Regions from separate parts of the Mus musculus genome. Here region 1 is linked to region 2. Evidence: chromatin loops called from intact Hi-C (ENCODE). Cell type or tissue: gastrocnemius. All regions are shown on one strand. Links, peaks and the distances in the headings refer to the core of each region. The heading gives the core; the rest is flanking DNA. Region 1 holds the start of Gm35148 (a long non-coding RNA gene). Region 2 overlaps Car10 (carbonic anhydrase 10).

What was found. A loop is a pair of places that touch in the nucleus more often than their neighbours do. Peaks named below come from ENCODE experiments on the same cell type or tissue, not always from the same donor. Only the 100,000 strongest peaks of a DNase experiment are listed, where the experiment ranks them.
Region 1: it touches region 2 in a loop (4-fold over the local background); 18 of 42 quality-filtered maps call a loop at or near these places.

What each region holds. Positions count from the first base shown.
Region 1 is chr11:93,793,096-93,809,004 of GRCm38, forward strand. Gm35148 (a long non-coding RNA gene) reads right to left here and starts at 15,260. Exons shown (of 4, transcript XR_388958.2): 1 at 15,238-15,260; 2 at 13,744-13,847; 3 at 1,370-1,574. In gastrocnemius, for the core only: no CTCF peak of the experiment used is centred there; a DNase peak (open chromatin) is centred at 8,043.
Region 2 is chr11:93,496,781-93,512,689 of GRCm38, forward strand. All of the region lies in intron 5 of Car10 (carbonic anhydrase 10), which reads left to right. Among named protein-coding and RNA genes, the nearest start is that of Gm24856, 91 kb to the left of the region's middle. In gastrocnemius, for the core only: a CTCF peak has its summit at 6,893 (motif pointing right); a DNase peak (open chromatin) is centred at 6,928.

The DNA of each region.
Region 1 (15,909 bases), core at 6,004-11,003, 300 kb after region 2:
TCTGAGAAGAGAAGGAGAGGAAGAGGGGGAGGGAGTGGCCCGGTTGCTCGTTTTTACTGTAAGACCTCAAGTACTATTTGTCCTTCATGGACCAATACTCAAATGAGGAGAAGGGTGTCTCAGGAACCATGGTAAGGATGGGACCAAGTCCTCCCACCCAAAGACCTGGGCCTAATGTAAGACTCCTAGAATCTGTCCCACCACAGAAGAGAAAGGAGGTTCCCAAGATTATAAAGCACTTTGTCACAAGAGGAAAAAAATGAATAAAACTAAGAGACTGAGAAGGCAAAGTTTCCAACACACAGGAGAATAGGTGGCATCTCTGGGTGAGGCTATGCAGCACCTAGAGTAATAAGAGTCTAAAATAAATACTATAATAAAAATGAAAATTATACTTCTTGACCACCTGAGTCACACCTGCTGGGAACTTTCCGGAATGAGCCAGTGGGGTGGCACAGTGAATAAAGGTGCATGCCACCAAACCTGACGACCCGAGTTTGATCTTCAGGACCCACACGGTGGAAGGAGAGAAGTACCTCCACTAGGTTGTTCTCTGATTTCCACACCCATTGCACACACACACACACACACACACACACACACACACACACACACACACCAACTAAAAATATTTAAAAGCCGAGCATGGTGACGCATGCCTTTAATCCCAGCACGTAGGAGGCAAATGCAGAAAGATCTGAGTTCAATGACAGTATGGTCTACCAAAGTGAATTCCAGGAGACCCAGGGCTACACAAAGAAACCCTGTCTCAAAAAAAAAAAACAAAAAAACAAACAAACAAAAAAACTATATGTGCATGTATGTGCATGTATATTTAGAAAGAACTTTCTGGAATGGAGAAAATGTTCTGCACTGTACAGTGCAGTGTCAACAGAGAGGCAGCAGAGTGAAGAGATGAGGATTTTCAGGAGTTTCCCCAGCGGGATGAGACATTGACATGTATTTTTTACCAAGCTACAAGAAGCAGAGGCAAAGTGTGTGAGTGGATCCCAGTTGTTTGGGGGAAATCAATCAACAGAGTGGTAGATGGAATATGGAAGCAAACAGAAAGCACAACAAAGGAAATGCCAAAGGGACCATGTGACAGGACATCCTCTGTGAGGGCCACAATCTTGACCACTGGGTTCCATTCTCCATTCAGTCCTGGAAGGAACTAGAGATGCCAGCAGGGCTTATTTCTTTCAGCTCCTGATGGGTTCCCAAAGGGTCTCCCCTGTTCCATGCTCTCCACATGAGATCTCCACAAAGAATCTCCACAACTGCATCTCAGGAGGCCCAGCTTCCACTCCTCATCCCACCCCGCAGCTGCTGTTTTAACTCCAACCACAATCTTCACACAGGTCCATACCTTATAGCCAGCAGTGGTACCCACTCACACTTCATCTCTTCTTTCATGAGACTGTCTTGTGCTTACTAAAACAAAGCCTCCTTGCTCCAGACAGGGCTGGAGGCTCAGACTGAGGCATTGGTCCAGAGTGGGCTGAATTCAGAGTGGGGGAACCTCAGCATCCAGGATGACAGGGTGACTGGATACATGAAGAACGGCCATCAACCTGGAGTCCGTAACAGAGAGAAAGGAGTAGAAATGAGAGTCAGGTGTCAGTGAATGGGAAGGAGGCCTGTACTGGCTGGGTTTCTGTGTCAACTTGACACAAGCTGAAGTTATTCCAGAGGAAGGAGCCTCCCTTGAGGAAATGCCTTCATGAGATCCAGCTATAAGACATTTTCTCAATTAGTGATCGAGGGGAGAGGGCCCAGACCATTGTGGGTGGTGCCATCCCTGGGCTGGTTCTGGGTTCTATAAGAAAGCAAGCTGAGCAAGCCAGGGGAAACAAGTCAGTAAGGAACATTCCTCCATGGCCTCTGCATCACCTCCTGCCTCCAGGTTCCTGCCCTGTGTGATTCCAGTCCTGACTTCCTTTGGTGATGTACAGCAATGTGGAAGTGTAAGATGAGTAAAACCTTTCCTCCCCAACTTGCTTCTTGGTCATGATTTTCTGTGCAGAAATAGAAACCCTGACTAAGGCTAAGGTACAGCGGCACTTTGAGAGCGGTCCTCGGGCAGACTCCTTGGTTGGTGGAATGTGCATGACTCAGAAGAAAGAGTTATGAGCTGAAAAAGAGACCCTAGCACAGCCTCAGAGAAACCCCTCCTGGTTAACTTGTAAGCTGGCATGTTATATGTATAGAAAGACACTGCTGGGATCCGCCAGCCTGAGAGGTTTGTGCCTCAGGCCCCAGCGGCGGCGGGAGTCTCCTTGGCTCCAAGACTCCGCGGAGGGCAGGCTGCACGGGTGGCGGTGTGGAATACAGAGGCCAGCCGTTTCTGGGACGGGCGAGAGCCACAGAGCTTCTGAGGTGGCGCCATCTTCGGCTCCAGACAACCAGCCACCTTCCTGGTGAGTGCACAGGGATCCGCCAGCCCGAGAGGTTTGTGCCTCAGGCCCCAGCAGCGGCGGGAGTCTCCTTGGCTAACCTAAACCACAGAAAGACCCAACAAATATAGAGAACTTCAGACCAATTTCTCTTATGAATATTGATGCAAAAATCCTCAATAAAATTCTCGCTAACCGAATCCAAGAACATATTAAAGCAATCATCCATCCTGACCAAGTAGGTTTTATTCCAGGGATGCAGGGATGGTTTAATATACGAAAATCCATCAATGTAATCCATTATATAAACAAACTCAAAGACAAAAACCACATGATCATCTCGTTAGATGCAGAAAAAGCATTTGACAAGATCCAACACCCATTCATGATAAAAGTTCTGGAAAGATCAGGAATTCAAGGCCCATACCTAAATATGATAAAAGCAATCTACAGCAAACCAGGAGCCAACATCAAAGTAAATGGAGAGAAGCTGGAAGCAATCCCACTAAAATCAGGGACTAGACAAGGCTGCCCACTTTCTCCCTACCTTTTCAACATAGTACTTGAAGTATTAGCCAGAGCAATTCGACAACAAAAGGAGATCAAGGGACTACAAATTGGAAAAGAGGAAGTCAAAATATCACTTTTTGCAGATGATATGATAGTATATATAAGTGACCCTAAAAATTCTACCAGAGAACTCCTAAACCTGATAAGCAGCTTCGGTGAAGTAGCTGGATATAAAATAAACTCAAACAAGTCAATGGCCTTTCTCTATACAAAGAATAAACAGGCTGAGAAAGAAATTAGGGAAACAACACCCTTCTCAATAGTCACAAATAATATAAAATATCTTGGCGTGACTCTAACTAAGGAAGTGAAAGATCTGTATGATAAAAACTTCAAATCTCTGAAGAAAGAAATTAAAGAAGATCTCAGAAGATGGAAAGATCTCCCATGCTCATGGATTGGCAGGATCAACATTGTAAAAATGGCTATCTTGCCAAAAGCAATCTACAGATTCAATGCAATCCCCATCAAAATTCCAACACAATTCTTCAACGAATTAGAAGGAGCAATTTGCAAATTCATCTGGAATAACAAAAAACCTAGGATAGCAAAAAGTCTTCTCAAGGATAAAAGAACCTCTGGTGGAATCACCATGCCTGACCTAAAGCTTTACTACAGAGCAATTGTGATAAAAACTGCATGGTACTGGTATAGAGACAGACAAGTAGACCAATGGAATAGAATTGAAGACCCAGAAATGAACCCACACACCTATGGTCACGTGATCTTTGACAAGGGAGCTAAAACCATCCAGTGGAAGAAAGACAGCATTTTCAACAATTGGTGCTGGCACAACTGGTTGTTATCATGTAGAAGAATGCGAATCGATCCATACTTATCTCATTGTACTAAGGTCAAATCTAAGTGGATCAAGGAACTTCACATAAAACCAGAGACACTGAAACTTATAGAGGAGAAAGTGGGGAAAAGCCTTGAAGATATGGGCACAGGGGAAAAATTCCTGAACAGAACAGCAATGGCTTGTACTGTAAGATCGAGAATTGACAAATGGGACCTAATGAAACTCCAAAGTTTCTGCAAGGCAAAAGACACCGTCAGTAAGACAAAAAGACCACCAACAGATTGGGAAAGGATCTTTACCTATCCTAAATCAGATAGGGGACTAATATCCAACATATGTAAAGAACTCAAGAAAGTGGACTTTAGAAAATCAAATAACCCCATTAAAAAATGGGGCTCAGAACTGAACAAAGAATTCTCACCTGAGGAATACCGAATGGCAGAGAAGCACCTGAAAAAATGTTCAACATCCTTAATCATCAGGGAAATGCAAATCAAAACAACCCTGAGATTCCACCTCACACCAGTCAGAATGGCTAAGATCAAAAATTCAGGTGACAGCAGATGCTGGCGTGGATGTGGAGAAAGAGGAACACTCCTCCATTGTTGGTGGGATTGCAGGCTTGTACAACCACTCTGGAAATCAGTCTGGAGGTTCCTCAGAAAATTGGACATAGTACTACCGGAGGATCCAGCAATACCTTTCCTGGGCATATATCCAGAAGATGCCCCAACGGGTAAGAAGGACACATGCTCCACTATGTTCATAGCAGCCTTATTTATAATAGCCAGAAGCTGGAAAGAACCCAGATGCCCCTCAACAGAGGAATGGATACAATAAATGTGGTACATCTACACAATGGAGTACTACTCAGCTATTAAAAAGAATGAATTTATGAAATTCCTAGCCAAACGGATGGACCTGGAGGGCATCATCCTGAGTGAGGTAACACATTCACAAAGGAACTCACACAATATGTACTCACTGATAAGTGGATATTAGCCCCAAACCTAGGATACCCAAGATATAAGATACAATTTGCTAAACACATGAAACTCAAGAAGAATGAAGACTGAAGTGTGGACACTATACCCCTCCTTAGAATTGGGAACAAAACACCCATGGAAGGAGTTACAGAGACAAAGTTTGGAGCTGAGATGAAAGGATGGACCATGTAGACACTGCCATATCCAGGGATCCACCCCATAATCAGCATCCAAATGCTGACACCATTGCATACACTAGCAAGATTTTATTGAAAGGACCCAGATGTAGCTGTCTCTTGTGAGACTATGCCGGGGCCTAGCAAACACAGAAGTGGATGCTCACAGTCAGCTAATGGATGGATCACAGGGCTTCCAATGGAGGAGCTAGAGAAAGTAGCCAAGGAGCTAAAGGGATCTGCAACCCTATACGTGGAACAACATTATGAACTAACCAGTACCCCGGAGCTCTTGACTCTAGCTGCATATGTATCAAAAGATGGCCTAGTCGGCCATCACTGGAAAGAGAGGCCCATTGGACAGGCAAACTTTATATGCCCCAGTACAGGGGAACGCCAGGGCCAAAAAGGGGGAGTGGGTGGGTAGGGGAGTGGGGGTGGGTGGGTATGGGGGACTTTTGGTATAGCATTGGAAATGTAAATGAGCTAAATACCTAATAAAAAATGGGTGAATTTGCTTCCTTTTTTTCTAGAGCTTTTAGATGTGTTGTCAAGCTGCTAGTATGTGCTCTCTCCCGTTTCCTCTTGGAGGCACTATGAGTTTCCCTCTTAGAAATGCTTTCATTGTGTCCCATAGGTTTGGGTACGTTGTGGCTTCATTTTCATTAAACTCTAAAAAGTCTTTAATTTCTTTCTTTATTCCTTCCTTGACCAAGGTATCATTGAGAAGAGTGTTGTTCAGTTTCCACATGAATGTTGTCTTTCCATTATTTATGTTGTTATTGAAGATCAGTCTTAGGCCATGGTGGTCTGATAGGATACATGGGACAATTTCAATATTTTTGTATCTGGTGAGGCCTGTTTTGAGACCAATTATATGGTCAATTTTGGAGAAGGTCCTGTGAGGTGCTGAGAAGAAGGTATATCCTTTTGTTTTAGGATAAAATGTTCTGTAGATATCTGTCAGGTCCATTTGTTTCATAACTTCTGTTAGTTTCACTGTGTCCCTGTTTAGTTTCTGTTTCCACGATCTGTCCATTGATGAAAGTGGTGTGTTGAAGTCTCCCACTATTATTGTGTGAGGTGCAATGTGTGCTTTGAGCTTTACTAAAGTGTCTTTAATGAATGTGGCTGCCCTTGTATTTGGAGCGTAGATATTCAGAATTGTGAGTTCCTCTTGGAGGATTTTACCTTTGATGAGTATGAAGTGTCCCTCCTTGTCCTTTTTGATAACTTTGGGTTGGAAGTCGATTTTATCCGATATTAAAATGGCTACTCCAGCTTGTTTCTTCAGACCATTTGCTTGGAAAATTGTTTTCCAGCCTTTCACTCTGAGGTAGTGTCTGTCTTTTTCCCTGAGATGGGTTTCCTGTAAGCAGCAGAATGTTGGGTCCTGTTTGTGTAGCCAGTCTGTTAGTCTATGTCTTTTTATTGGGGAGTTGAGACCATTTATATTAAGAGATATTAAGGAAAAGTAATTGTTGCTTCCTGTTATTTTTGTTGTTAAAGTTGGCATTCTGTTCTTGTGGCTGTCTTCTTTTAGGTTTGTTGAGGGATTACCTTCTTGTTTTTTTTAGGGCATTGTTCCCGTTCTTGTATTGATTTTTTTCTGTTATTAACCTTTGAAGGGCTGGATTCGTGGAGAGATAATGTGTGAATTTGGTTTTGTCGTGGAATACTTTGGTTTCTCCATCTATGGTAATTGAGAGTTTGGCTGGGTATAGTAGTCTGGGCTGGAATTTGTGTTCTCTTAGTGTCTGTATAACATCTGTCCAGGCTCTTCTGGCTTTCATAGTCTCTGGTGAAAAATCTGGTGTAATTCTGATAGGCTTGCCTTTATATGTTACTTGACCTTTTTCCCTTACTGCTTTTAGTATTCTATCTTTATTTAGTGCATTTGATGTTCTGATTATTATGTGTCGGGAGGAATTTCTTTTCTGGTCCAGTCTATTTGGAGTTCTGTAGGCTTCTTGTATGTTCATGGGCATCTCTTTCTTTAGATTTTGGAAGTTTTCTTCAATAATTTTGTTGAAGATGTTTGCTGGTCCTTTGAGTTGAAAATCTTCATTCTCATCCACTCCTATTATCCGTAGGTTTGGTCTTCTCATTGTGTCCTGGATTTCCTGGATGTTCTGAGTTAGGATCTTTTTGCATTTTCCATTTTCTTTGATTGTTGTGCCGATGTTCTCTATGGAATCTTCTGCCCCTGAGATTCTCTCTTCCATCTCTTGTATTCTGTTGCTGATGCTCAAATCTATGGTTCCAGATTTCTTTCCTAGGGTTTCTATCTCCAGCGTTGCCTCACTTTGGGTTTTCTTTATTGTGTCTACTTCCCTTTTTAGGTCTAGTATGGTTTTGTTCATTTCTATAACCTGTTTGGATGTGTTTTCCTGTTTTTCTATAAGGACTTCTACCTGTTTGGTTGTGTTTTCCTGTTTTTCTTTAAGGACTTGTAACTCTTTAGCAGTGTTCTCCTGTATTTCTTTAAGTGAGTTATTAAATTCCTTCTTTATGTCCTCTACCATCATCATGAGAAATGCTTTTAAATCCAGGTCTACCTTTTCAGGTGTGTTAGGATGCCCTGGACTGGGCGAAGTGGGAGTGCTGGGTTCTGATGATGGTGAGTGGTCTTGGTTCCTGTTAGTAGGATTCTTACGTTTACCTTTCGCCATCTGGCAATCTCTGGAGTTAGTTGTTATAGTTGTCTTTGTTTAGAGATTGTTCCTCTATTGATTTTGTTACCCTCTATCAGCAGATGTGGGAGACTAGCTCTCTCCTCTGAGTTTCAGTGGTCAGAGCAGTCTCTGCAGGCAAGCTCTCCTCTTTCAGGGAAGGTGCACAGTTATCTGGTGTTTGGACCTCCTCCTGGCTGAAGATGGAGGCCCAAAACAGGATCTTTCCCAGAAGCTGTGTTGCTTTGGCCAGGAAGGTGGCCGGTTGCCTGGAGCCGAAGATGGCGCCGCCTCAGAAGCTCTATGGCTCTCGCCTGTCCCAGAAACAGCTGGCCTCTGTATTCCACACCGCCACCCGTGCACCCTGCCCTCCACGGAGTCCCGGAGCCAAGGAAGCTCCCGCCGGGGCCTGAGGCACAAACCTCTCGGGCTGGCGGATCCCTGTGCACTCACCAGGAAGGTGGTCGGTTGCCAGGAAGATGGCCGGTTGCCTGGAGCCGAAGATGGCGCCGCCTCCTGTCAAACACTTTCATGCCACAGCATGTGTGTGAAAGTCAGAAGACAATGGACAGGAATCAGTTTTCTCCTCCTACTGTATAGGTTTCAGCGATCAAACATAGTCAGGATCGGCATCACGTTTCTTTATAGCCTGAGACATCTCAAATAAAACCTTTCTTCAAGCTGAGCAGTGGTGGCGCACACCTTTAACACTAGCACTTGGGAGGCAGAGGCAGGTGGATCTCTAATTTCAAGGCCAACCTGGTCTACAGAGTGAGTTCCAGAATAGCCAGGGCTACCTACACAGAGAAACCCTGTCTCTAAGGAAAAGGGGGGGGGAGCAAGTTCTTTTCTCAGGGAAAACACCTTTGGCAGTCACTGCTGTCCCACACCAGGGACCTCATTGAATAACAACTGGCGGGAACTCAAAGGCAGCTACAATCTCCACGGCTCTGTGATGCCCCTGAACCAGACCAAGCTAGGGCACTGCACACACTTGAGCATCCTAAGGCAAGGCGACTGTCAAGAGTCCACATCTTTCCCACTGCAGGCTAAGTGAGTGTGTACTAAAGAGGAGCAGGCAAAGCAGCCTAAGCTTTGCATGCTGTCATGTGTCACTTCAATATTCATTGTCTTTCCTCCTAACTTAAATCATTTCCTCAGCCACAAGTCCACAATGTGACATACAGCTATCAGAGAGAATAACAGACACTCACCGCTCCAAGCTTGAGCCCTGAAATTCAGCAATAATTCTTCTGACATCTCAGAGAACATTCCATCAGTTGGTCAAAATGAATGAAGGCATCCAAATATATATCCAGGACTTATCAGGAGTTGAATTAAGTACATTTGCTTTTTTATAAGGGGAGGATGGAGATGGCTGATTCTTAGACACAGGGAAGTCATGGATTTACTACTTGACCGCAGGCTAAAGCCATATTAATTTTATGTCAGATGTATGTATCTAAGCTAAAAGAGGTTGACATGAAAGGTTTAACTCTTAAATCATATGTTCTTTCCAATAAGGTCATTAATGACAGGCTGAAATGTTGCTGGGATGTTTTACATGATGAATGTTTGTCATTTATTCAAAAGAAAATGCCATGGTGAGCCTAAAGGGTCATTTTCCTCCCACTACAAGGTAGTCACAAGGGGCAGAACTCCAAAGATGGAATCCAAATTGCTCTCTTTCCACCATGTTAATTACTCTTAAACTGTGCGAGGACAAGCCCTTTCTACACGGCCTAAGCAACTGGAGCCTACATTGCTGATCACCAAACTCTGAAAAAAAGGTGACAAGAGAGACCTAGAAGCTGGTCCTGAGCATGGTGCTATGGACATTTCTAGATCCTTGCTTGCAGGAATAACCAAGATAGCATTAAGCCAGAAGTGGGTGTGATTCAAGTTCCTCCAGGTGGGACAAGACTGTGAAGTAAAGACTTTATCCCCAGCATCCTCGCAGTGCTCATCGGGCATCCGCAGAATCCCTCCGGTTACTTCCCACAACCTAAGGCTGTATAGAAAGTTCAAGGTCATTGAGGAATGTGCTTAGATAGCTATAGATGGGCTAAAGATTGCGCTCCACTTCCTAGAGGATGAGTCCATATAAAATATATAAGAAGGAGCTGGAGAGGCAGCTCAGCAGTCTAGAGCACTCACTGTTCCTGCAGAGGACCCAGGTTTGGGTACCAGCACCCACATAGTAGCACCCACACAATCATCTGTATCCCCAATGCCAGGGATCCAGACATGCACATCCAGACACATACTTATATGCAGACAAATATACATAGACTTAATTTTTTTAAATAAATCTTTTTCTAAAGGTAGAACAAAGTAAAGCTCCATCCGTTAGTGTTCCTCCCAGCATTGATGGCATGTGTATCTTCATTGATCATTGATTATTATTAACTACAATACTCAACTAACAAACCTGGGTGCAATGGCCAGAATACTTCCCATATCCGGGGAGGCAGCTCGACTGCTCACACACATTTTAAACTCACAGTCCATCAACCCTCTTCCTGATAGTCTTACATAGAAGAGAAAGAACACGGGGATACTTCCCTGTGTTACAAACCAGAAAGTTGACACTCGGGGATATAAACAAGAAGTCCAAACCCACACAGCTCCAAGTGAGATGTGCCAGGACTGAGCCTGGAAGTTCCTATCTCTAGATCCACTGCTCTATCCTCTACACATTGCCAAACTTCTCAGCACCCAGTGTTAACTGCATGTAACTCTGAACACAAGCAACTATATAACCATGCCACTGTGCACTCCAAGAGACCCACAGGAAGCCTGAGGTCCCAGGGGAAAATGGCTGGCCATGCTTCCCCAGGAAAACCCTTCTGCTTAGCCATCAACAGAGCCTGCAGCAGATACTGCAGACAGTCTAAGATGCTAAAGCCATTCTCCAGAGCCTTTCTAAGAAGGTGGCTTTTTCAAATAGCATAAATGGGGGTCTCCACCATTAGCCTGCCACCATTAGCATCCTTTTTACTTCTAGAGGCCTGCCAATTTCATAGACTTCTGTTTGGAAAGTAGAGGGGGGAAAAATCTCCCGAGACAGGAAATGGGGCAAAGATCTAGGAGGGGCACGAGACACAAATCCGTGTGACTCTAACTGGCACAAACGCCCTCCAAAACCAAATCGCCTGCCTCCCCTGGACCCCAGGCACTAGTGCTTCAGGAGACTGATCATTCAGAGAAACAGCTGACTTCTTCTGTGTGCTGGGGGAGAGAAAAGCAATTGATTTTGTTTGGAAGAATTTTATGGTAGTCCTTTTTATTATCTCAAGAAGGGCCATGAAATCCTCTAAAGCAAAAATCAATTACGGCCACGCTCGGGGAGACCAGCACAGCCCTCTGGCTTATGAGCAACAGGCAGGTCTCCAGAGGAGATGCCCCTGGCTTGGAGTTGTTGCTGGTCCCGCTCCCTGCTGGCTTAGATCTATGTCATCCTCTACTGTTGTTCACAAAGCTCCTTCATCAGCTTTCAGAGGGCACTGCCCTGAGCCCACAGTGTGAGGCAGGGAGAGGTACCAGTCAAGCTGGACCAATTGATTTACTCTCCCACAAGTTGGAAGTGGGGCCCAGGGCCCTTTAGCATCTGAATGGGAAAGAACATAAGGGATGAGGGAGACGACACTTCCACCATATGTTCTGAAACACCAGAAAACCCCACTTGAGCAGGGAAAGAAGCAGCCAGCAGGCAGAAATGAGTAGAAATGGAAGACTGGATTCTGGTAAGTTTGCAGCATGTGGTACCCAATTACCGAACTGGGCATGGCTTCTAGAAAGAACTCAGGTAGATCCCAAACACTTCTTTTCTCAAGCTTGTATGTGCTGTTTACCATCAAATATGAGGGGATTGCTGTGTGTGTGTGTGTGTGTGTGTGTGTGTGTGTGTGTGTGTTTCTGTTTGTTGATACATACAAGACAAAAAATATCCACTGAATTTAACTGCTTTCATTAAGGGATGGTATGGTATAGGAAATATAGGTAAATCATAAAGAGAGAAAGCATTCTGTGGTTGCCAGGAGATCAGGAAGAGAGAAATAAAAGGCAACTGCCTAAGAGGGTGAGGCGTGTCTTGGAGATTATGACGATGTTTCACGAATTGAAATAAGTGCCATTTGAAAAGCAGTGTGAATACACCAGATACTATTGAGTCATGTACCTGTAGATAATTCACTTTAGTTATATAGATTGTACCTCAATTGAAACAAAAATTAATACTTAACTCCCATAAACACCAGGGAGTTCCAGTAGAGATGCAGACATTGCCAGTGAATTCGCTAAAGAAGTATCTAATGTATTTGTTCATCAGTGGGAACACACACATGCATACGCACACATCCCGTGGGCTGTGCTAAAGTTAGTATGGTGAACAAGAAAGACAGTTATTGACTTAGAAAGTTAAACGTGGATAGTTAACATTGAAGTCCTATGAGTGTCAATTGCTGTTGCCTGCCAACACCCACTCCTATCTTCTAACAAAGACCATACTCTCCATACACTAGCAAGATTTTACTGAAAGGACCCAGATGTAGCTGTCTCTTGTGAGACTATGCCGGGGCCTAGCAAACACAGAAGTGGATGCTCACAGTCAGCTAATGGATGGATCACAGGGCTCCCAATGGAGGAGCTAGAGAAAGTACCCAAGGAGCTAAAGGGATCTTCAACCCTATAGGTGGAACAACATTATGAACTAACCAGTACCCCTGAGCTCTTGACTCTAGCTGCATATGTATCAAAAGATGGCCTAGTCGGCCATCACTGGAAAGAGAGGCCCATTGGACACGCAGACTTTGTGTGCCCCGGTACAGGGGAACGCCAGGGCCAAAGGGGGGGAGTGGGAGGGGGTGGGTAAGGGGGACTTTTGGTATAGCATTGGAAATGTAAATGAGCTAAATACCTAATAAAAAAAAAATAAAAAAAATAAAATAAATAAAAAAAAAAAGACCATACTCTCAGTGGTTCAGAGAGGAAGCCAAGCCTACCCCCTCCCACAAGAGGTCAATCAGGACACTTTCATCCTCCTAATTGGCCCAAAATGAGCACATGATAAAAGGTAAACCAATGAGGTTGCTGAACAAAAGGATGCGGTTAGTGGTACCATTTGGGGTAAGAAAATGGAAGGGGAAGGAAGAAGGAGTGGGGGGGGGGGAGGAGAGGAAGAGAAAGAGGAAGGAAGGAGAGTTTGACAGAAGGGGAGAAGAAGGGCAGAGAGAACACTCAGAGCTCAATCCAAGAACTCACCCTCCCTTTTGTTTAAGCTTCTTTGAAGTCTGGTGTGCATTCTATTGCTGCATTATGAAATTCTTTCACTTCAAGGACCAAGTGCCATGTACCATGGATGTCTGTATTGGGCTCATCTATTAGAAGATGGCAGACTCTGTAATATAGCTTCATTATGTAGCATGGAATCTCAATGTTGAGTGACTATGGGACATTTGTACCCAAACTGTTGTTGCTGAATATCTCGAATCTTGATTTCTAAAATGTGTCATAGTCATTGCTTAGAAAACACTACAATACAACACACTGTCTTAAAGCCCTGAGGGGATAGGCTACACAGGAGCTATTCCTGTGGCCACTACTTCCAAAGCCCTAGAGGGAAGAGCAGATTGCTGGTACCCAGTGGTGGTATTTGGGTGGGTGAACCCCACCCTGCCCCACCCCCAGTAGTTTGCAACTCACTTAAGCCTGGATTGCTTGTGTGCATTTGCATCCTGCATCACATCCTTCATTCCTGCAGTCCTATGGCTGGTTCCCTAGCAACTCTGTTCCCATCCTATCCACCCACTCAGATATGTTGTCTATTCATCCTCCCTAGGTTATAGGATCACTCCCTGATGGTTGGATTCTCCTTCCTTCACCATTCACCAGGAAGAGAGTTCTCACACTCCACACATAGTGTTTTCATAGAGACCATGGTTTTAAAACATGCTACCACTTAACCTTGTTCTGTCAGATGGCCAGTGCTGCCCTGTGAGGTAGGAATTATTCTCTTCATTTTATAGATGAGGGAACTGAAGTTAGAAAAGTCTAGGAAACTTGCCTACAGTCATATAGCTAGGGAATTAAAGAACTATGGTGGAACAGCTGAAAATGTAAAAAAAAAAAAAAAACCCTTACCTTAAACCATCAGACTGCTGTCCACATGAACATTCATAAGTCGAACACTCCTGTTTGTGGAGTTTACCAGATCATCCTAGTCTCAGGTTCAGTAACACTTTGTGCTGAGAAAAAGTGAGAGAGACAGTGACAAAGAGAGAGAGAGACAGAAAGGGAAACAGAGACACAGAGAGAGATTTCATGCATGGGGAGACCAGAAGTTGACAGTGGATATCTTCCTCAATCTCCATGTTACCTTTTGAGACAGAATCTTCCACTGAACCTAGACCTTGTCAACTCAGTTAGACTGGTTAGGCACCAATTCTCTGAGATCCTCTGTCTCTACCTTCTCTGTTCAGGGATTACCGGCATACATTTCTGTGTCTGGCTTTTTGAAAATGTGCTGGGATCTAAATTTCTATCCTCACGCTTGCCCAGCTAACACTACAGCCCGAGCCATCTCCCCAGCCTCCTGCTTTCTGTTTTTAACTAGTATGAGATCTGACTCTGTTTCACCTTCCTAGATGTGACTTCTACACAGAGCCCACATTCTTGAGGATGACTTAGCCTTTCATACCATAGCTATCTCCCATCTCAGGAAACCACATGGTTTGATGGTTAACCTTAACTGTCAACTTACAAAAACTGAGAATTGCCTAGAAAGAGAGTCTCAATGAGAAACATTGGGTTGGCTTAAGGGCATGTATGGGTGGGATTATCTTAAGTTAATTGAAGCTCCCTAACCTACTATGGGCAGCACCATTCCCTAGACTAGAAGTCCTTAACTACATAAGAGAAAGAAAAAAGTCAGAGTGAGCACTACCAAGTAAGTGAGCCCACATGCGCCCATTACTCTCTGCTCTTGCCCGGGGATGTAATGTGACTATCTGCTTCAATTTCCTACTGCCCTAACTGTCCCACATGATGGACTATAACCCAGAATTGTGAGCCAAATAAACCCTTCTTCCCCCCTAAGTTGCTTTTATCTGGGTATTTCACCACAGCAACAGAAGTGAAAACAAGACACAGGGGCCTGAACATCAAACAATGGTTAAAAAGCATTGACTCCAAGAGGGCTATTGACAATCAGAAGGTTTGCATGTCCTATCAATGGTTATAGCTTTTATATAAGATGACAATGGTAATATTTATTCAAACTGATTCAACATGGCTGATGTTTTCAGAACTAATTTGTATTTTGCAGCAGAGAACTTGACCCCAGCAGGACTCTGCCCTGGCTTTCTGGGGTGTGCCAAGGGTGCTTAGAGTGACACCAAGGCTTGGGGAGGAGTCTTCTGGAGCAAAGAGGCATAGAGAAGACTCTAGAATAAAGTACTAAGCAAGGAGGAGACAGTGGGAACGTCTTCAGTTCGGTTTTTAAAATTCTGAAATTCCAGAAGATGCTCTCGCCCCAGCTCAGCCCCCAGCTGTTGTCTTTGACAAGGCTGGCCACAGTAGAACAGGTCTCCAGCCCCTTATAACAGAGTCTGCATACAGCACTGTGTGTCTGTGTACCTTGTCTCTCAGTGTGTGTGCCGTATTCCTGTTTTATAAGCCCAAAGCAGCGAGACGTTCGTTGGCCATGCCATATCATTCGATTCGACCTAGTGTTTTGAAAACTAGGAAATTCCACATTCACGAACAATTTATGCAGCAACCTTCGGTGAAAACGTGCTTTTCAAAACCAACACTCTGCACAGAGGAAGCATTTGGATTTCAGCGGGAGCAGCAGAGGACGAGAGAATGGGGCTCCCTCTGATTATACCGGGCTCTTGGCAGCTCCCGCAGGCGGACTCACCCTGTGACTATCGAGGGTGTCATCTGCTGGAACCAATGCCAGCCCTTTGTGTTCCATTCCGGAACCTGTTCGCCTCATTCCCTGGGAGATAATCCTGTCCTCCACTTCTGTTTGCCTGTGGATTTAAACGCTTCTGCCTCCCACCATGAAGGCTCCAGGCTCAGCCTGCCCCTCCAGCCCTAGCTTCCCAGACTCCATTGTCTCTTCCTTCCTGCTCCATGATCCTCTTATCTCCCTAGATCGCTTGCTATTCCCCAACTCAAGGCAGAATAGCTTCCGCACATTTTTTTTTAACGTCTAGAAAATGTATTACCAGGAAGAGGCTGGGGACCAGTGACCTTGTTGAGGACCTGAGGAGAGAGACAAACCTAGAGAAGTCAGGTGTGGTG
Region 2 (15,909 bases), core at 4,671-9,670:
CAATAGCAGAAACTGTGGGCTTGGACTTGAGTGCTGGGGCTGATGGAGATCCTATGGGTCCTCCTATCATTGACTCTGTGTGGTCATTGGCTTTTATTGAAAGTCTCTCTGAAAGCACACTGACAGAATTCTCTTTTAATGGGCAAACATCAGTTCCATGAGTTTGTTCTTCTCACCTGGGGTGATGAAGGTCCAAGGTCATCCAAACAAGAATGTCAAGGTTGGATTTAACTTGGAACTTCTGATATCATGACAATGCTTAGGGTGGGCCTAGGTTTCTCTCCACACAAATGGCTATTTGCCTATCTCCAGCTCTAGCTCAGTAGGGAAATTTAAAAACTGCAAAGCCAGAGTTTGTGAGTGGGGGCTTTCTTTAAGGAGTCTGTGATCTAGCAGAATAACCTGTCTTCTGATTAGACTGTTAATTCTTGGCAGTCCCAGAGTGGGTTATACTCCTTAAAAATATCTCCCTGTGCACACAAGGAGCTGTGGGTAAATGCTGCTGAACAAAGAAATGGAAGGAGTAAATGAAGATAATATAGACTAGAGCTTTCAAAGTGCCTAAATTATGCCCACTATGTCATAATCAAAATTCTATAGTCATAATGTCAACCCTAATGAAGTTAATGTCAATATTAACAGAGATTTTTGAATTTATATGTTAAATTATTCACAAATTCAAGGTAAGTGAATTCTTCAGGGCACCAGGGAAGAACAATGGAATGGCTGAGAGCAAGTGTGTTAAAATAATTCATTTCCATTCTTCATCTCAGCTGTGGAATCGCTCCCCAGATCAAGACAGGGAGCTTGTCTTTGACAGTGCTAGAGGCCAAAGTCTGGAGTTCCAGGTAGCAAGCTTACCCGGACTGGGCAGGGTGGCCTTTGAGAAGCCTGGCAAACAGGAATTGAGATCCCGATGCTGACCATGCACAGAATAAACACAACTTCAAGAGGGTGGTGCCCGAGCCATGGGGCTTTTCTTGGGGCATTTTTACATTTATGTCTGGGGAAGGAAAGCTCAGTTCATTGAGCAACTTCCTGGTTCGTCCACTGCAGATGCTCACAAATGGAGATTTGTGCCACTATCCCACTCACTCCATCCTGACCTACAGGTAGCTCTGGTCTGTCCCACTAGGATGACATCATGATGACTACCATCCTCTTCCTTTGGGCTTAAATATCTATCCTTTCATATTGTTGCCCAAAAGCAAGGAGGGAGTTGCTGAAGTGCAAGGTAAAATGTAAAGACAGAAACTTTAAAAACTGCGATTTGCTTGAGGTTCAGCTTCAGACGTGACCGTCACCATGGCAACCATCATTGTCATCATTTTACAAGTGTTGAATGAGGTCTTGGTTTATTTAGAAAGCAGTGAAAGAGAACTAGAAATACAGATCGGCAGTTAGGCGTGCTCGCTGCTCTTGCAGAGACTCTGTTCCTTTTCCAGCATCAGGCAGTACAATTGCCTGTAACTCCAGCTTTAGGAGACCTGAAACCCTCTTCTGGCCTCTGCAGGCACTTGCATACATGTAGTGCACATAAATCCACTCAGGCACATACACATAAATTAAGTTAACAAATCTTTTAAAGAAGCCAGTGACAGTATACCTAATGGATGAGTCACATTCATAGCACTGCTGTGAAATAGCCAGACTTAAAGAAAAATCTCATTTCCAAATCTTTTCCAAAGCTAGAAACTGAATGGGTTACTCCTTGTTGTTCTGACCCACAACAACAGTTCATGAAAAACTGAAGAGGTTCAAGGAAAAGTCACGTCTCCTGCTTTAAGGTACAGACTTGGATTTGAAACAATCGATTGGACTCACAGTCTCCATATGTAGTGGCTGTGCCAGAAGCACCTGTGGGGTCATCTCTTCCAACACACCTGCAGAATCGTCACCAAATGCCAGGGAAGGCAAGCGACCTGCCAAAGGTCACTAACATTCTGTGTTAGAATTAGAAGTAGATCCTGACTTTCCTGGCACGATAGCTCAGTGCTTAATGTGTCACACTAAATTTACAGTTCTACCAAACCCTGGGGTTCAAGAGGCATTTTAGGTAATTTAGGTGAGTCACCCACTAGAGAGTAAGGAGATCCCCCAAATCATATCTCCTGCATCTGCAAGCAGAATACCATCTTTATAGACACAAGACACAAGCCTCAAGACAACAAGACATGGGCCAGTTATTCACAAGCATAAGCAATGAGAAATATCCACAAAAGATACATATAGAAGTCACCAAATTACCCCTCCCAAAAAAAGGACCAACAGGGTCAAACCAAGGATAAACAGGATTTGGTTGCAAGAAATATAGAAAGAAAGCTCAGAAAATGCAGTCCAGTGATGCTTCCCTGGGTCTCAGAAGGAAAACTCAATCACACTGTTGCGTTCAGTAATTAGAGACAGGACTATAGAGATGGCTCCCTGGAGGAAATCTTCACCCTCGAAGTAGAGGGCCTGAGTTTGGATCCCCACAATGCCTGTAAAACTGTGTTGGATGTAGTAGATATCTGTAATTCCAGCTCTTGGAAAGCAGAGACAAGGAATCCCTAGGGAGAGCCAGAAATCCCTGGCTCACTTGACTAGCTATAACTGGTGAGGTCCGGGCTCAGGAAGTGCCCCGTCTCAGTAAATAAAGCAGAGAGTTCCATGGAAGACATTTCTTTTATTTAGGGTTTCTCCTGCTGTGACAAACGCCCTGACCAAAACCAGCTTGAGTAGGGACAGGTTCACTTCCACTTGCACATCACAGTCCATCATCAAAGGAAGTCAAGGCAGGAACCTGCATCTAGAAACTGAAGCACAGGTCACAGAGGAACTCTACTGACTGGCTTTGCTCCTGATGGCTCAGACTGCTTTCTTACAGAACCCACAATGACCAGCCCAGAAGTGGCATAGCCTACCATTAACTTGACCCTCCCATATCAGTGAAGAAAATGCCCCCATTTCTGGTGGGACTTTTTTTTTCCTCTCCATTGAGATCTCCTCTTTCCAAATGACTCGATCTTGTGTCCAGTTGACATTAAACCCACCCAGCACAGCACCCAATGTCAACTCCAGGCTCCCATGCATACATACAGACAAACACGCAGATACACTCACATGCACACACATGCACATATGTGCCAAACACATGTGAACACATATGTATACATACTAGGCACACAGCCATGCTCGGGAAAATAAAAGAACCTAGAGCTATAAACAGTGTCTGCGCAGTTTGAGGGTTCCCACCCACATGCACCAATTATCTCCAGAATGGCTCTGTTACAGTCAATAAAAGCCATCTAGGTACTAATGCTGTCTATCCACCTTGTGCATGTACTGCTCTGCAATTCAAAATAAAGCCATTTAAAACTCCTGGATTCATCTGCTCTGACATATCGATAAACCTCTTTTGAAACAAAGCTAATCATCTCGACGGCACTGACTTAATTGCTCACCGGTTGACAGATAATAAACAGACCTGAGGATTAAAATATGAACTAATTACTGTACTCAATTCCATTTACTTGATTTCATGTTCCATTAATTTTTTTTTGCATCATTTCTGGTGGAAGCCTTAGATTTATGGTCACCTCAAATGAGTTATGCCACTTAGCTGCCTGTGGCATGCCCGTGTTCAGAATCAGTTGGAAAAGGGCAGAATCCTGGTCAGTAAATACTGAGGCAAAGCAGTGTAGGATATCGTAAGTGAAGGTAATTATCCATCCCCAAATACCAGCCAGAGTCAGTGTCTATAAATCTATCCCTAGCTCAGTGCTGAACCGGCAATGCTAGAATCATGCTCATGATTATTCATTGGCTCTGCTCATTAAGGCAATCCCCAAGTGGTAACCTCTGCTGGAAGTGGGCTGGAGGGAAGCAGAGATAGCCTGCAGAGGAGAAAGGGCATTGACCTATGAGTCAGTCATGCACACTACACAGGGCGACATTTTAACCCAGAGTATCCGATTTCAAGAGCCTGTTCAGTTATTTAGTGGCTGTACAGTCTTGGTAAAGGGAGAGCTGCATAAACCATCCCTAGCCTTTGTTTGATCAATCATGGTGATGGTCCTGTATGGATTTCAGAGTATCTACTGAGCACCAGTGGCAGCACAACAGAAGCCCTTCCTGTGGTGGGGCCCTTTAAGTGATAAAGAAAGCACTGTTTGAGTCGTTTATTGGCCACTCTAACAGTGCTCAGATTTCTTGCAGATAAGATTTATTGAATAATTACATGAGTTAATGTCACCACTCCCAGCAGCTGTACGTTACTGAGCATATACAATGTTATTGGGTACGATATAATATAATCATAACCAATCCACGCAATAAGTGAGAGAATTAGTGCTCATCCGTACCATTTTATGCATGAAGAAAAGAAACTTGGAGAGTTGAAAGGAGCTGCTTTCAGCCCTGCCCCTGGTGGGTACAGGGAAGAGTTAGGATTTGAACCCTGATCTCTGACTCAGGCTTATACAGTGAAGACATCTCTGGCTCTCACTCATCAATAGCTCCTTGATTTCAGTTCAGTCTAATTGCTCTAACACTAAATGTCCTACTGTGAGACCGGACGTGATCTTTTGGTTCCTCTGAGTTCTGCTTTAAAACAGTTTACACCTGCTACTGCCACCCCACCCCACCCCCACGGTAAAGTGAGACAGGAGCCTGCCTCTCTAAACTGCACCTCAGGTGTGAAATACAACCCACATCAGTCTGGGTGCTTGCTGAGGGCTGTGGCTCCTTCATGCACTTTCCCCATACAGAGGAGCAGGATAGCAACCCCAGGGAGGTATGCACAGGGGTGCAGTTGTAATTTCCTCTCTTTGCCCAGATACAATAAGCATGGTGTTGTATACCTGTAAATTTGTATATAAACATGTTTACTGCTTCCTGCCAAAGCACGGGAAACTATTCCTCCGTTTCAAAGGTGGTTTGGATGGATACATTCTCTTGCTTTGAATAGTATTTGCTGAGCTAGAAATTTCTGGAGTTGGCCTTGAAACCAAATCCTGCAGGAGCAAGTTGGCAAAATGAGCTTAGCCTGGAGGTTTTAAATCACACTTCCAGCCAGAAGGGGAAACTCCCCAGGGATCACAGGTCTCTGGACCAGGACTCAGTACTCCTGTGCCAGGCCTTCAAAGCAAATCACTATGACTAATTGTGTATAGACCCAAATGGCCACCGCAGCACAGATGCTCGTTCTGTAAGGTCCACTATGAGGGGTCAAGCATCTCCTGTCCGTTGCACCTGCCTCCAAGGGCTGATGTGCTCCCCTGGCCGAGATGCCCAGCTATGACTTGCTTGCATGAGCAGCTGTTAACACTTTAGAGGTACCAACTGGTAGGCTTATTAGTTCCTGCATTTAGTTCATCCATCACTTGCCAGTTATGACAGTGGGCAAGCTATTCAACTTCCTAGTACCTTAATGATGAGTTTCCTCATTAATGAAGCAAAACAAATAATGATGCCTGTACTATAAGGAGATTGTATCCCCGCCCCAGCTTTAATGAATTTAGTGTATGAACAAAACTATTCAGTGATTCAACCGAACAGTGTGATGTGTTCTCACAAATACTCTCACTAAGACCACTATAACCATGTAGATCACTCTGAAGAGCTTGTGGCCCCTCACCGTCAATAGTCCAAGCCCCAACACTGGTAACTTAACTGTTCATTAAGCTAGCACTATACCGTTGACATGCTCCAACTTTTTATTTTATTTTATCACACTGTTGTAGAATGCTGTCATCCAGGCATGGAATGGCTGTTGCCTTCTAGACTCTCTGCAACTGTGATTATCCCTGGGAGATAGGGGCCATCACAGAGAGGAGGGAAGGCTCAAAGGGCAGCCTACTAACCACATAAGACCCCACTTCCTTATAGGGATAGACTCACCATTAAGGATTGCTGGGATAGGGGGCATTTACTCGTTGGTGGTTAGCCATACTCCTATAGGTAACCCCAATTAAACTTAGTGGTTTACCAAGCTAGACTTCAGTGGAGTTGTTTGTTTGATTTGTCTGGGTGGGCAGATGTTTCTTCACAAATTCCTCAGGAGAAAGTATCACACAGCACAGACAGACAAGTTGACTTGTTTCTCTTTTGGAGAATACTTCTCTAAATTCTAACAGACAGAGAGTACTTGTATAGCCTGCACCACAATCAAGATTCAAAATGGTCTGCCCAGGCAAGGTCTTGCCTTCAGCAGCTGCTCCAAACAGCAGCTTTCGTTAGCAGAGACAGGCTTCCTCAGGCTTCCCCCAGCCCTTCGCCCCATCTAACAAAACTCCAGAGTGGCATCCAGGCAGGAAGTGAGCATCAGAAATTACATCAGCCATTGTGAGTGGCTTCAACACGCAGGGCACTTTGCTGCTTGACAGTTTCCTTGAGCTGTCATCAATGCTGCCAGTAGTAGGGCTGCCTGGGGGAAGAAATCCCAGCATCTTTGCAAAAGGTGCCATCTCCTGCTGGGGCATGTGTCCTCATCAGGACTGGGACTTTTCCTAATACCCACTGTGGTGGTTTATAGAGTTCAGATACTTCCTGTGGAATTGTACCATGGTGAAGCCATGAAGGCTCCTCCCTCATGAACATGAGTACCAGCCTTATAAATGAGAAACTGTGGGGAAAAAAATGACCAGGCTGACCCTCTACCTTCTACCATGAGAAAATACAGCACCTGTCCCATCTCTGGAAAATATATTCCTTATCCAACAACAAAATTCACTAGAACCTCATTCTTAGATTTCCTATCCTCCAAAACTGCCAAAGGAAGTTTTATGTTAATTAGTCAGCTTCAGTTATTCCATTACAACAGCACAACTGGACTAACGTACTTAGGACTGAGTGCTGGGAAGACTTCAGAGTTGGAGGGCAGTTGAGGAAGTATCTCCCTATTCCAGACACCAGGGGGCGCCCTTCCAAGTCCCCAGAAGGTGTATATTTATATCATACTTTCTTTATCTATCCCTCTGTTATTAAGCTGTTCTTGCAAATGGCAGCAATGAAGAGGCTATGTCCCTGCCTCTCCAAGTCCAGCTGTTGAAATAGGATAATCAGTCACCTGACCTGGTTCCCCTGGCAACAGGTGGATCTAGACTAATGGTAACAGCTCCTGCATTCACTCACAGAAGGACCCTGCTTTGAGAAACCTGTGTACTATCTTCCATAGTGACCACATCTGTGTCCATTCCTCCAGTGGTGTATAAGGATTTCCCTCACCCATGCACTCACCAGCCTTTGTTACTTGGTTTTTTTTTTTTCACTGAATGCCAAGGACTCCAAGTCAACAGATTGCAGAGACACTTGCATTATCACATTTATTGCAAACACTGTTCACAAGAGCAGAGTTCTAGAACCAATCTTAATGCTCAACAACAGAGGGATGGATAAAGAAAGTATGATATAAATATACACAATTAAAGGTTTACTCGGCCCTAAAGAACAGCTGTTTGCAGCTGTTTGCAGGAAAGCTGGTGCAACTGGAGATAATTACATCAAGTGAATTAAGCTGGCCTTGGAAAGACAAGTATCATCTCTTTTCTCTCATCCATGGTTCCCAAGATTTTATAGAGATACATACAATCATTTATTATTATATGACACAAAGCAGAAGTTAAACTGTCTAGAGATTCAAACCATTCCAGTGATAGGTGGGGGCTGGGGGGGGGGAGAGTTCAGGGAGATGGGAGGATGTTCTCAACATACAAAACATAATTGCATGAAAACTCAAAAATTAAATAAATTAGAGCAAATAAGTATCCTGGCTTACTTGGTTGATAAGTACATGGTCACTCTAGGTCTAGATGGTCTTATGCAAGCCACTTAGCCTCTCCTTTCCCCCACCCAGAAAATTAAAGGGTTAGAGTGGTCCACCCATGTCCCGCTATAGTCCACCCATGTCCCCTATAGTCCATCCATGTCCCTCTATAGTCCACTCATGTCCCCTATAGTCCATCCATGTCCCCCTATAGTCCATCCATGTTCCTCTATAGTCCACTCATGTCCCCTATAGTCCATCCATGTCCCCTATAGTCCATCCATGTCCCTCTATAGTCCATTCATGTCCCCTATAGTCCATCCATGTCCCCCTATAGTCCATCCATGTTCCTCTATAGTCCACCCATGTCCCCTATAGTCCATCCATGTCCCTCTATAGTCCACTCATGTCCCCTATAGTCCATCCATGTCCCCCTATAGTCCACTCATGTCCCCCTATAGGCTTATAGAAGCAGAGTCTCACTTTGAAGTTCAGGCTAGCCTTGATTCACAATCCTCCAGCCTCAGCCTTTCCTGTGTTGTCATTTGAAGACATTTACCACCATGTCATGGTAGAGATAAAGTCTTCTTCTGTAATCTCGTCGTACCTATATTAATTGAGGGTGACAGTGCTACCCAAAGTGTCAGAACCACTGGAGTGTAAGAAAACCCCTGTGTTATCTTGGAGACCTTCCTCTGAGGAGTGGGTATACACTTTGTAAGCAGTCACTCTCATACCTGCCTTAGGGGAACTCTTAGGAGGTTACATCATTGTATGTGACACCAGAAGGTAATGCTCAGATTGTTCTGTGCATGTGTGCATGCGATCTTGTGCTACTATTAAAATTGTGAATAGCTTCTTCCTGCTGCCATCAACATGCTGTTAGCATGCAAGCACACAGACACACACGTATTCTATCACACCTATGTAACTCACTGCCCTTGTAGTTAATAGAGTATTTCATTAGGAGCTATGGACTCCCTTTGAGACCTTTTGTTTTATATGATTTAATTACAAATTAACTGATTTCTCTAAATCGGTGGCCCCACGGAAGGACGCCAGGGAATCACCATCTTCATTCTTTAGGCTGTCTCTGTTCTAGTCTACAGAGAACCAGAACAGCCGATGACGTTACCTTAAACTCTCTGTACCTCCCTTCTGATGTGGGCATCTAGCCTCCTTCTTGGTCACATGCTACAGAAAGCATTTGCCAACTCCTCTTTTAAAACATCTGGGGCATCCAAACCCTGGATCTCATCAAGCTCTAGTGGCACTTGTAGAGTTCTCCCTTAGCTTAATTTACATTATTTTAATTTTCTTAGGGCCATCTTTACTAAAGGGTGGGTTTTTTTGTTTTGTTTTGTTTTGTTTTGTTTTGTTTTTCCTTCCCTTAATTAAAGAACAAGTTGGTTTCAAAGCACTCAGAGGGAGCCCGGCCCCTCCCATCTTCCTCTCTTATCATTTTCCCTACTACTGCCCCCTGTCTCTCTCCTGAGTGCTTCATAGTTTCTTTTTTTTTTTAAAGGTATATAGATCTTTTTTTTCAATTAGGTATTTATTTCATTTACATTTCCAATGCTATCCCAAAAGTCCCCCACCTGCTCCCCCACCCACCCACTCCCACTTCTTGGCCCTGGTGTTCCCCTGTACTGAGGCAGATAAAGTTTGCATGACCAATGGGCCTCTCTTTCCACTGAAGGCCCACTAGGCCATCTTCTGATACATATGCAACTAGAGGCATGAGCTCTGGGGGGTACTGGGTAGTTCATATTGTTGTTCCACCTATAGGGTTGCAGATCCCTTTAGCTCCTTGGTTACTTTCTCTAGCTCCTCCATTGGGGGCCCTGTGATCCATCCAATAGCTGACTGTGAGCTTCACAGTTTCTTGCAGCACTTGACTCCTCAGAGCAGAAAGGAGATTGTCCCCGATCATGTTTATATCACTGTGAGGACACACCAGGATGAACAAAGCAAGTTCCAGAAGAGAACCGTTTATTCAGCTTAGACTTCCACAGCACTGTTCATCATCAAAGGAAGTCAGGACAGGAACTCACACAGGGCAGGAACTGATGCAGAGACCATGGAATGGTGCTGCTTATTAGATTGCTCCCCGTGGTTTGTTTAGCCTGCTTTCTTACAGAACCCAGGACTACCAGCCCAGGGGCAGTACCCACAATGGGCTGGGCCCTCCCCTATCAATCACTAATTAAGAAAATGCACTACAGGCTTGCCTGCAGCCTGATATCGCAGAGGCATTTTCTTAATTAAGGTTCCCTCCTCTCAGATTGCTTTAGCTTATGTCAAGTTGACATAAAACTATCCTGCACAGAGATGAAATGGCAAGGTGAGCTACATATACACCAGACTAACCTTGAACTCACTGTGTAGCCAAGGATAAGCTGAGCTCCTGGCCCTTCTGCCTCTACCTCGGGAGTGCTAGGATTATGACTGAGCATCACCATAGCCACTTTTTATGATAATGAGAATCAACCCTAGGGAATTATGTCCTTTACCCAGGCAAATATCCTACCAATAAGCTACTGTCCTGGAAACATGCAGCAGTCTTGGAGATGACCATCGGGGTGGTATCTCTGTCTCTCAGAGAGGAAACAGCTAAATCTAGTCTGTGAGATTAGACAATACTCTGAGCCACAAACAGTGCCAGCCTGTGGTGTGCCTTGTCTGTCCTTTAAGAGTATAAATCACTAAAGGTATTTTAGTAAGGCAAACACAAATCACAGAAATGTTCTCAACTGAGGGGTAAGTAAGCTAACAGAAGAACTTGATGAGAAGCCTTTAAAATATGCCACAGGACTCAGAGTGACTTGTTCTAGTCAGCTTTAATTGCCACCTGACACAGCCTTGAAGTCACCTGAGAGAAGAGCCTCACTTGAGATAGCCTCTAGCTCAAGACCATTCTGGACTAGCTGGCTTGCTAGCTGGCTGCTCATCCCAATTCCAGATTCCTCAATGAAGACATTTGAATTTTCTAACATCTATCTAATATCCCTTTCACCCAGTAGGCTATTCATGCTAGGCATGGTAATGAATATACGCAGGTCTTAGAGACCTGTCTGTCTGATGGGAAGGACAATTATCTGGCAAAGAGAGATGCCACAATCCATGATGACATCCCAAAATATGACAATTTGATGAATAAGGTATATCTATCACCCTATTCTGATTAACCTGACAAAACTCAGAAGCTGAAGTAGGACGCATCATTATCTAGATTTAAAAGTTAAAAAAGAGTAACTGTATCACGCACACGCGCCTGTGTGTGTGTGTGTGTGTGTGTGTCTGTGTGTGTGTGTACCCAAGTATGCACATGTGGAGGTCAGAGGTCAATATTGGATATCTTTCTCTATTATTCTCTATCTTACTTTTTGAGGCAGGGTCTCTCATCGAACCTAGAACTCACCATTTCAATAGACTAGCTATATCCACAAGACCTAGGGATCCCACTCACCATCCCGCCCTGCCTCTTCTCTGACCTCAATGCTAGGATTGCAGATCACTACAGTGGGCTTTTACATGTGTGCTGGGAATCCAAACCCAGGTCTTCGTGCTTGTATAGCAAGCTTTTTACCCACTAAACCATCAACCCGCCCCTAGAGAGGATCTAAAGAGAGAAGTACGAACATGGCTGACATAGAATGAGAGCATCCCAGACAAGCAGAATCACCCTCTGTTAGTATAGAAGCATGCATGCAGGCAGCACAAAACAGAGAGATTTAGTGTCTTATGACTGTCACAACAGTCTGACTCATCACAGGGATCTCAATGGTCATCCTAGCTTCCTCCTATCTACTCATACGTCTAACCACCCACGCTGCCATGCATATATCATGGGCTGGCCTCAAAGACATCACCCCTGGAGTTAGTATCAGACAAACAAATATGCGGATACCAACTCTCCCATTTTCTGTATACCCTTTTACAAATTACATAGACTCTCACCAAATGAAGGCAATGATAATTTAATAACATCAACTTCTGGGGATTCCTGACTGAATGAAAGGAAATGACATCAGGTACAGAACAGAAGTGTGGTGTCTGGACAGAGGAGGTTTCAAGTGTGACTTTCCCCCTTCCCTCATTATTTGTCTTCTTCTCCAATAGTTACTTAGAAGTCTTTTATTTATTTGAAGGAAGAGAAAAATAAAACAGTAGGCTCAGAGATAGGCAACTTGACTTAACAAAGGGGTGACATCTTCCGCCTGACCAAAAGAAAAAATAACAGGAGGAAAGGAAAGGAAAGGCAAGGAGAGGAGAGGGGAGGGGAGGGGAGGGGAGGGGGGGAGGGGGGAGGGGGGAGGGGAGGAGGGGGGAGGAGAGGAGAGGAGAGGAGAGGAGAGGAGAGGAGAGGAGAGGAGAGGAGAGGAGAGGAGAGGAGAGGGACATTTCTACCATAACAGTGGCCGCCATTTCACATCTGTCAGAGTCCAGAATTCAGAGCAAAAAGTTTTATTTTTTTGCTGCCCCCAATGACTTGTAGACTGAGGTCATTTTCACATTCTTGGCCACCTTGTATAAAGGACGATGCCTGTTCTTTCCTGGTCACCTTTGTCAGGAACTATAGGTCACAAGTATATGACAACTGTAACTAGGCAGTGGAAAACCCAAGGAATCCTTCTGTCCCTCGTGATGAACTGTCTTTTCAAAGTCCCAGCTTAGAACACTTTCTAAAAGCCTTTTGAGTAGCTAAGCCCAGGTTAGCCTCCCTGGGATCATTTTCTCACTATTCATATTTTGACAAATGCCAACAGGTTAGAAGCACGCAGCTTTCCTGAGCAGAGACCAAGTTTAATCAACACTGAAGGTGTTATTTAAGGTTATTTAATTTTAATGTTCATTTTAATTAAAAAAAAAAGTTCAGTTGCAATGGATCTTTAATATTGTAGGTGCCGGATTTTATTTTTCAATATTGACAGGCATTTTATTTATTTTCCGAAAGTAAAAGAATGATCACTTGGGTCAAAGGCTGGGGTCAAGGTTAAGTTCGTAAAAGCACTGCTTTCCTAGCCGTAGTGTGACTGGCTTCATTTCAAGCATGCATCAATCCCTTTAACCTCCCTTAAGTCCCTGCTGATTCTCTAGACAGATTTGCAAAACATGTCAACCAGGAAATAATGACCAATGTGTTCAGAAAAATAATCCAATTTGGGAAATGCATTCCTGCCTCCTAGGGCTTGCCAAAGTCTGAGCAGAGTGTTCAATGCCTCCTTTGTCAAAGAAATGAAACAATGTCTAATCCAGAACGATTCCTAAACTCCACCATTTGGCATGATGAATTCTATGTGTTCCCCTATGAAAAAACATGCTTGAGCTCCTACTGGGTGAATCTGCGAACCTTCACAGTATGTATGAATGATGTGCAGCCCGTGACCTGAGAAGAAACCCTTTCATTCCAGAGCCTCTCTAGCTGCATACCATGGTAGAAGGCGTTCTCTGCCATGAGAGTGGACAGGAACTGCTATGCTCTAGCCAGAGCTGCTAGCAGGGGTCATGATAGCACTGGCAGTGTCTGCCTACACTTGTCTGTCACCATTTCCTGATCTATAAAACAGGCCGGAGAGTGGCGCAGCCTAGGCCTTACCGGCTTATCTTCTGCCCCGATACTTTGGTTATTTGGCAGAGATTTCTATCCCCGACTTATTTTGCCTTCCCTGATGGTGTGACTTGGCCTCCCTTTCATGATTTCTACAAAGAATGTACCCTCAACATCCACAGCATTCTTTCTTGTCACCAGACCAGGTAGAGAAGACAAGAGAATCCCCTACTGTCTGAACTGTAATGAAAGGGAAGAAGTCTGTAAGCCTAAGAGTGCTAACACTCCTTTCTAAAATAAAATAAAATAAAATAAAATAAAATAAAATAAAATAAAAATTCAGCATCAAGTGGATCAGCATCAAGGGTCATAGTCTCCTATTCACTTGTCAAAGAATCCAGTTAGTGAAAGAAAGTGCCCAGGGCATAAATATGTACTCTGAACTCCCCCCCCCCTCAACCCAGGAGCTGGTATTCTAGTGTCCAGAGAACCTGATACTGGAAACTGAGATGTATACGAATGTTTGTGAGCACACGTGTACATATGTATGTATGCACATGTTTGTATTTGAAGACTTAAAGCTAATATGGGAAGAAGAGCTGGATAGGCAGTTTAGGGATATGAGAGGTGAGGGTGTACTGCTCTTTTGCATAAGAAGTTCAATTTAGGTATCCCTTGGAAGGGGCCATTTGATCATAGCATTATCCAATATAGGCATCCCTTGGAAGGAACCATTTGATCATAACATTAAAAGATATGATGTAGCTGACTGTGAAGGCTGGCTGGAGAACAGGGTTTCCTTACTTGGAGAATCCAATGCAAGGCTTAAGTATGGCACTGAGAGTGCCAGCGAGTGCTCAAAATGCTCAGCTGAGCTGGAGCTGGACTGGAAAGAGATTTGAGAGGTGGGAGCAGGGAAATGGGATGGGGGAAGGTTAGGCAGTGTTGCTGAGGAAGGATGGGGAGTTTCTGGACCAGTACTGGAGCCTCGCTTTCCCTCTGGTGGGTGAGAGTGTTTGAGCAGGAGTATGTCAGCCCATCAGTGTCCTGTCTCTTCCTACACTGGAAGCTGTGCCCTATCCCTGCCCTGCTCTTCCCTTGGTCTTATCATGACCAATGCAATCAGAGCTGAGCTTGTCCCTATTCTCCCAGTCACTCTCCATTGTGTCACCTCATTTTAACAATCAGTTCAACCTTGATCGTTCGCTGATCACAGTTCTTGTCTATTTATCCACTTCATTAACTATTTTTTCTATCTCTTTTCATGAAAAAACCAATCTTTACTAATTCCAGTCCTTTTAACATGAGGAAAGTACATAGGGACTCCTTTCCAAAGAAAAGAAGGTGGAAAAGAAAACAGTACGTTTTATGAAGGATCTGGCAAGTGTCTCAAGGCAGACAGATTAACAGTGTGATGTGAAGGGAACTCTGCCTTTGTGGTGTGCACAAGGCCAGTGTGATCATGAGATAGCATCAGAAAAACATGCTAACTGAGGATCTTCGTGACTGATAAGAACCCTTCCGAAGTCTTAAGATTGTGAAAATGAAGGGAAGGCTGATGCCTGTCACAGATTAATGGACACTGGGGAGAGACAGCAACTAAAGAAATGTGAAAGACTGGAGTAGAGCCTAAACCAGGGAAAGCACGGTGCTGGGAACACTGTTGGATTGTGGTGTCCAGTTAACAGTCTGTGTTCATTTCTTAACCACAACAAAAAATATTGCAAGGTAATTTAAGATACTACTTGTCTTAGTTAGGGTTTTACTGCTGTGAACAGACACCATGACCAAGGCAAGTCTTATAAAAAACAACATTTAATTGGGGCTGGCTTACAGGTTCAGAAGTTCAGTCCATTATCATCAAGGTGGGAGCATGGCAGTATCCAGGCAGGCATGGCGCAGGAGGAGCTGAGAGTTCTATGTCTTCATCCAAAGGCTGCTAGTGGAAGACTGACTTCCAGGCAACTTATACCCACACCCACAGTGGCACACCCATTCCAACCAGGTCACACCTATTCCAACAAGGCCACACCTTCAGATGGTGCCACTCCCTGGTCCAAGGATATACAAACCATCACACTACTAAACATTAAAAGAAAATGAATCAAAGGTATACAAAACTTCCTATAATACCTTATTGATAAATCTAAAATTACCTCAAAAACAAAAGATTGGGACCTGGAGAGATTGCTCAGTGGTTAAGAGCACTGGCTGCTCTTCTAGGGGACTCAGGTTTGATTCCCAGCACCCACAACTATCTGTAACTCCAGTTCCAGAGGATCTGACAAATTTTCTGACCCCCTCAGGCAACAGGCACACATGGTGCACAGACATGCATGCAGGAAAAACACACGTACATATAAAATACTAAATTAATTTTGTTTAATTTAAGCTTTCTTCGGTGTTAGGTCACTGTCTTATTTTTCCATTCTGACTCTTTAGTGTTCAGAATGGTAATAGTTGCTTAATAAATAGTCAATAAATAAATGGGGTGGATACTCAGTAAACTCAATAATGGCATCTTAAAAAAATAATTGAAGCAATTAAAGTGCTTTGTCAAGTGCAAAGTACTTTGCAAGTAGCTATTTACAAATACAAGGGAGTGTCATTGTTA